Regions from separate parts of the Homo sapiens genome. Here region 2 is linked to region 1. A link is a contact called in ENCODE Hi-C or POLR2A ChIA-PET data. All regions are on one chromosome and are shown on one strand. The core of a region is the stretch at or near the end of the contact, and the rest is flanking DNA. Distances in the headings are between cores, read along the strand shown.

What was found. A loop is a pair of places that touch in the nucleus more often than their neighbours do. ChIA-PET counts read pairs that join two places held with the same protein, here RNA polymerase II (POLR2A). Pooled maps may share reads with other maps.
Region 2: a loop to region 1 is called in a map of IMR-90, with 7 times the contacts of the local background. The contact joins the enhancer-like site here to the promoter of GGTA1 in region 1. A Hi-C loop is called at or near these places in 15 of 168 maps with a recorded cell type or tissue (IMR-90, PC-9, Right ventricle myocardium inferior and 8 more) and 13 of 50 pooled maps. POLR2A ChIA-PET finds 5 or more read pairs at or near these places in 6 of 52 experiments (A549, HEK293T, K562 and 3 more).

Annotation. Positions count from the first base shown.
Region 1 is chr9:121,498,458-121,501,268 of GRCh38, forward strand. It overlaps GGTA1 (glycoprotein alpha-galactosyltransferase 1 (inactive)), which reads right to left and starts at 1,387. Exons shown (of 6, transcript NM_001382585.1): 1 at 1,193-1,387. RefSeq lists a silencer at 1,337-1,436.
Region 2 is chr9:121,544,732-121,547,542 of GRCh38, forward strand. All of the region lies in intron 1 of LOC107987016 (a long non-coding RNA gene), which reads right to left. Among named protein-coding and RNA genes, the nearest start is that of GGTA1, 46 kb to the left of the region's middle. RefSeq lists a silencer at 1,439-1,488. Within about 2 kb of position 1,425, at least 2 of the 41 ENCODE cell types and tissues checked have a DNase peak (open chromatin) inside an H3K27ac peak, as active enhancers do; they include heart right ventricle, where a contact is called at or near this core.

The DNA of each region.
Region 1 (2,811 bases), core at 137-2,636:
ACCCCCCACTCCCAGAGCCCTCCTTCGCCATGCACTTGCATTTCCTTACTCAGAGACTGGAAGGAAGGTCTCCAGTAGTATCCTTATTTCACAATCGGGGAAACTGAGGCTCTGTCTGGGAAGGTGGTTCCTTACTGGCAGCAAGCGGCAGGCCAGGGCTGCACCCTACATCTCCTGCTTCCTCAGACACGCCTGTTTCCAGGTAAAGGAAGGAGGCAGCCCGGCCTGCTCAGGAGCCCGAAGGAGTGCAAAGGAAGAGCAAAGCCTCAAAACACCTGCCTCGGGTCTCGGTTCCTTCCTGCCGGAGGAGCGGCTCTCACACCCTCCGCGCCTCCCAGTCCCTCCCGGCCGCCACAGCGGGAAGATCGAGGAATCTCAAATCCCTCTGCTTCTCTGGCTCTTTGCGCGCTGACATTTTTTTCTTCTTCTTTTTACTGTTTTTTTTTTTTTTACTTTCTTCAAGAGTTTGTGCAATCATTGTGTTTAGCCGTTTTCCTGCCATTTCCAAACGCGGGGTGGTGTCCTTTTCGAGTAGGAGCAAGGTTTGAAGAGTTGGAGGAAACTCCCGCCTCCCATCGCCCCAGTGCTGCAGGCACCCCGGATGCCAAAGTTAGTGTCGGAAACTTTCCCCATGCTGGGCGTCTGACTGAGTCCTCGGCTCTCCGAAGCTCTCTGACATCTCCCTCTCTATTCCCTTCCTCCTTGGGGTTCCTGCGACCCTCACTTTATCCCCCCACTCCCAGATTCCCCTTCCCAGAGGCGCGCCCTTCCTATCTTGTCCTGGGCAAGAGCCATTCCTCTGTCCTGCCCCACAGGCAAGGACAGACCCCTCACTCACTGCGACTTACTTGGTCGCATCCTGTGTCCCCTGCGTCTCCCCTCTCTTCCCCCACCCCAACCCCGCGGACCCGTGGGGGAACCTCAGCTTGCAGCTCTTCAGGCTCCAGTCTTGGAAGGCTGGACAGAGGGAGGGACGGCCACAGGATGGGGACAGAGGGACAGAAACTGGGTCCGATTTGGCACCGAGGTAGCGACAAGAACAAAAGCAGGGACACAGGCAGGGCAGACACCGGGCAGCGCCGGAGCAGCGGCCCGCCTCCACTCCCTCACCACCCTCTCCCAAGCGCGGAGCCCCCCGTCCGTGTCCTGCTCGTGGCCTCCGGGGACCTGGGCGGCTCCCCGCGGGACCCACCTGATCCGCAGAACCAGGGCGCCGAGGGCCGGCGCGCGGTGAGCTGGGCTGAGCAGGACCGCGCCCAGCTCCCGGCCCCGGCGAAGCCCTACGCGCTCTGATCAGCCACCGCGCCGCCTCCGCCCGAGCGGAGGCGCGTCCTCCCGCCCGTGGGCCGGCCGGCCGGGCTTCTGCTCTGGGCAGAGCGCAGCGGGTAGGGGCGCGAGGAGCCGGCGAGCGCTGACAGCGGGCTGCGCCAAGCCGGTCCCCGCCCCGGACACAGACAGCTGGAAGGCCGGCGAGCGAGTGCGTGAGTGAGAGTGTGTGTGTGCCGGGGAGGCGGATAAAATCCCCGGTGAGAGTGGCTGGGCCTCTTTTGCCTTCTCGGGCCTGCACGTGGTGGTGGTGGTGTAGGTGATAGAGCAGGAACCCCGGGCGTTGGAGGATGGGGTGGGGTCTGTGCTGTGCTGCTGGGAGGGGCTGCGCTGCGCTGGCGCACGGCCAAACTCTGGGAAACTCAGAGCCTTGGAGATCTGATCCACCGTTTGTTTCCCGAGGAAGGAAGAGCGCGAATGTAGACAGCGGCAGGCCGGGGCTGGAGTCGCTCTTGCGAGAGTCCTGAGCTCTGGAAGTGAGGGCTGGGCGTTGGGCACCTGGTTCAGGGTCTGCCCGCGTTTGCGCACTGACTTCATGATCTGTGAGCCCAGAGTGTCTCAAACGGGGCTCTAAGGCAGCCCCTAGGCTGTGGAATAACTCTTTAGTAGAATTATGTAGAAAGGAATCCAAACATTCGATTTCAGAGTGTGCGCTTCTGTGCCCAGTGTGGCAGCAATTCACTCAGAGAGTTGCTGTGGCCACAACTGGCTGCCCTCAGTTCTCTTGTCTTATACTGATAGCGACAAGGTCTTCTCACTCCCGCTCATATCAATCTACTTTACAGGTGGAAAAGTCAGAACTTCATTTTGCCATTTGCCGTTGAACGTCATTTTCATAGACTAAGAAATTCGCTTCTTAAATAATTCGGCCGGGCGCGGTGGCTCACGCCTGTAATCCCAGCACTTTGGGAGGCCGAGGTGGGCGGATTGCTTGAGCTCAGGATTTCCAGACCAGCTTGGGCAACGTGGCGAAACCCCGTCTCTACAGAATATAGAAAAATTCCCCAGGCCTGGTGGCGTGCACCTGTAATCCCAGCTACTCGGGAGGCTGGAGACTGAGAAAGAAAAGAAAAAATAAAAAATAAATACAAATAAAAATCAAACTGCCAGGCCAGGCGAGGTGGTTCTAGCTTGTAATCCCAGCAGTTTGGGAGGCCAAGATGGGTGGATTACCTGAGGTCGGGAGTTCGAGAGTAGCCTGGCCAACATGGTAAAACCCTGTCTCTACTAAAAATACAAAAAATTAGCTGGGCATGGTGGCACACGCCTATAATCCCAGCTACTTGGGAGCCTGAGGCAGGAGAATCACTTGAACCCAGGAGGTGGAGGTTGAAGTGAGCCGAGATTGCGCCACTGCACTGCAGCCTGGGTGACAGAGCGAAACTCAGTCTTAAATGAATAGACAAACAAACAAACAAAAAAATCAAACTGCCATGAAAACTACTTTACCCAAAATTTTAGTTCACAGCCTTCATTGGATTATCT
Region 2 (2,811 bases), core at 175-2,674, 46 kb after region 1:
AGTCCCTACTACTGGGGAGGCTGAGGTGGGAGGATGATATGATCCCAGGAGTTTGAGGCTGCAGTGAGCTGCTACACTCCAGTGTGGGGGACAGAGCAAGAGCCTGTTAAAAAAAAAAAAAAAAGGCCAGGTGTGGTGGCTCACGCCTATAATCCCAGCACTGGGAAGCTGAGGCCAGCGGATCACTTGAGGCCAGGAGTTTGAGACCAGCCTGGCCAACATGACAAAACCTTGTCTCTACTAAAAATACAAAAATTAGCCGAGCATGTTGGCAGGTGCCTGTAATCCCAGCTACTTGGGAGGCTGAGGCAGGAAAATTGCTTGAACTGAGGCGGAGGTTGCAGTGAATCGAAATGGCACACTGCACTCCAGCCTGAGCAACAGAGCAAGACTCCGTCTCAAAAAAAAAAAAAAAAAAACATGCTCCAATTCGTTTACCGGTCCCTTCCCCCACCCTCCTTTGCCCTGATATCACAACTTTGCCCAGAAAGGACTCAGAGACCCCGCCCCTGTACTTGGGCGTGACAGTGCCCTGGTGTGAGGGGGCATCTTCCGCTGACCACCCGACTGACCCCATCCTCTGGTCCCTACTGTACGCTGTGAGTTACAACAGTGACCATGACCATAGGGCCTACTATGTGCAGGGTGCTCAACAGCCCTCACATAAGTGTCACAACAGTCCTGGAAGGTCCCTCACAAGCGAGGAAACTGAGGCAGGAGCCACGAGATCACTGGCCTGTCTGTGGCTGAGCCAGACTTGAACCTGGTCTGTCTGACTCCAGAGCACGTGCTTTTTCCGACACTTCCTGCCCCCCAGAGTCATCCCATTCCGGAATCCAGGCTCTGGGATCCCAGGGCCTCAGGGACTGGGCACCGTCCCCCCAACCACCGCCGAGGAGTGGGCGTTTCTACAGCCTTCTCCGTGGGCCTGCGACCCCCAGTGCGAGGGGAGGGCCGCTGGGGGCTCTGGAAACCCCCTCTTCCATGGGTGGGAGGCGAGGGGCTGAGGCGCAGCGCTGGGCTGGGCCCAGGCCGGCTTCGCCCACACCTGGGATGGAGGCGGAGGCGCTCCGGGTGTTCTGCAGGCGGGAGGCTTTCCACCCCGCTGGCCCCTCACGTCGGCGCATCCTCATGGGATCCTCACGAGGAGCGAGTGAGGTGGGCTCCATTCTTATTCTTTCCCCTGGCAGGAGGCGAGCAGAGGCTCCGGACTCCACAGGTGGCGCGTGGTGAGTAGCCAAGATGAGCTCAGGCAGCCTCTCCAAAGCAGGGGCGCTAACCTGGCCACCTCTCACACCCTGGCTCCCTGCTGGCCCTCTCCACCCCCGCCCGGTCCCTAAGGCCACATCTCTTCCCCGTCCTCGGCCAGCTCAGCCCAGGCCGTCCCTCCCTATGCCCGCCAGGGGGAGTGCGAGCTCCTTGCAAAGACCTCAGGAGGCCGCTGGGAAGGTCTGGACAGGCCAGGCGGGGCGGGAAGCAGGAGGACCCGCGGGGCGGGGACCGGAGCCGCTGGGAGGCCGCCCAGTTTGACGTCCTGCTCCTGCCCAGGCCTCGCCAGGCCCCGGCCCTCCGCAGGCCTCAGTTCCCTTGTCTATAAAATGGGAGGTGGAGCCCTTGGGAGCAGAGCTGCTCACCTTTTAAGAGCATGTGAGTCACCTGGGAATCTTTTTAAAGGCAGATTCTGATGCAGTGGATCTGGGGTGGGGCCTGGGAAGCCGCATTTCTAATGAGCTCCCAGGTAAGGTCCATGCTGCTGGATCCTGGATTCATCTCTCTTTTTTTTGTTGTTGTTTTGTTTTTTGAGACGGAGTTTCACTCTGTCGCCCAGGCTGCAGTGCAGTGGCGCGATCTCGGCTCACTGCAACCTCTGCCTCCTGGGTTCAAGTGATTCTCCTCCTTCAGCCTCCCGAGTAGCTGGGATTACAGGCGCCTGCCACCATGACTGGCTAATTTTTGTATTTTTAGTAGAGACGGGGTTTCAGTATGTTGGCCAGGCTGGTCTCGAATTCCTGACATCAGGTGATCCACCCGCCTCGGCCTCCCAAAGTGCTATTACAAGCTTGAGCCACCGCACCTGGCCTCTGGATTCATCTCTAAAGGACCCGCCAGCTCCGATGACAATTTGTTTTTTTGGGTTGAACGAGGAAGACCTGCCTGTGTCCCAAACCCTTCTGAAGAAGTGGCTGTTCATGTGGTCATTAACTTATTCCCTCATTCATTCATTCAACAAGCATCCTCTGAGCCTCTCTCTGTGACAGGTCCCTGCCTGGTGCCAGGGATATAGAAATAGACAAGATCCTGTCCTGCCCTTGAGGAACTCATGGACACAAGAACCAGAGATTAGCACCCAATGTGATCAGTGCTGGGGGAGAAAGAAGCCCAGGGCAGAGGTGCGAGAATACCAGAGGAGCCCCTCACTAGACATGTGAGGAGGTCAGGGAAGGCTTTTGGGGGAGAAGACCCCTCCCCCTCCCCCTCCTTTGTTTTTTATTTTTGAGAAAAGATCTTGCTCTGTCACCCAGCAATCACTGCTCGCTGTATCCTCAACCTCCCAGGCTCAAGCTCAGCCTCCTGAGTAGCAGAGATTACAGGTGAGTGCCACCACCCGGCTAATTTAAATTTTTTTTTTTTTTTTGTAAAGACAGAGTCTCACAATGTTGCCCAGGCTGGTCTCAAACTCCTGAGCTCAAGGGATCCTCCTGCCTTGGCCTCCTAAAGTGTTGGGATTACAGGTGTGGGCTCCACCTCCTCTTGATGAATGGGCAGAAGAGCACCAGGCAAAGGGGAGGGGAGGGAAAGGGTTTTCCAGCA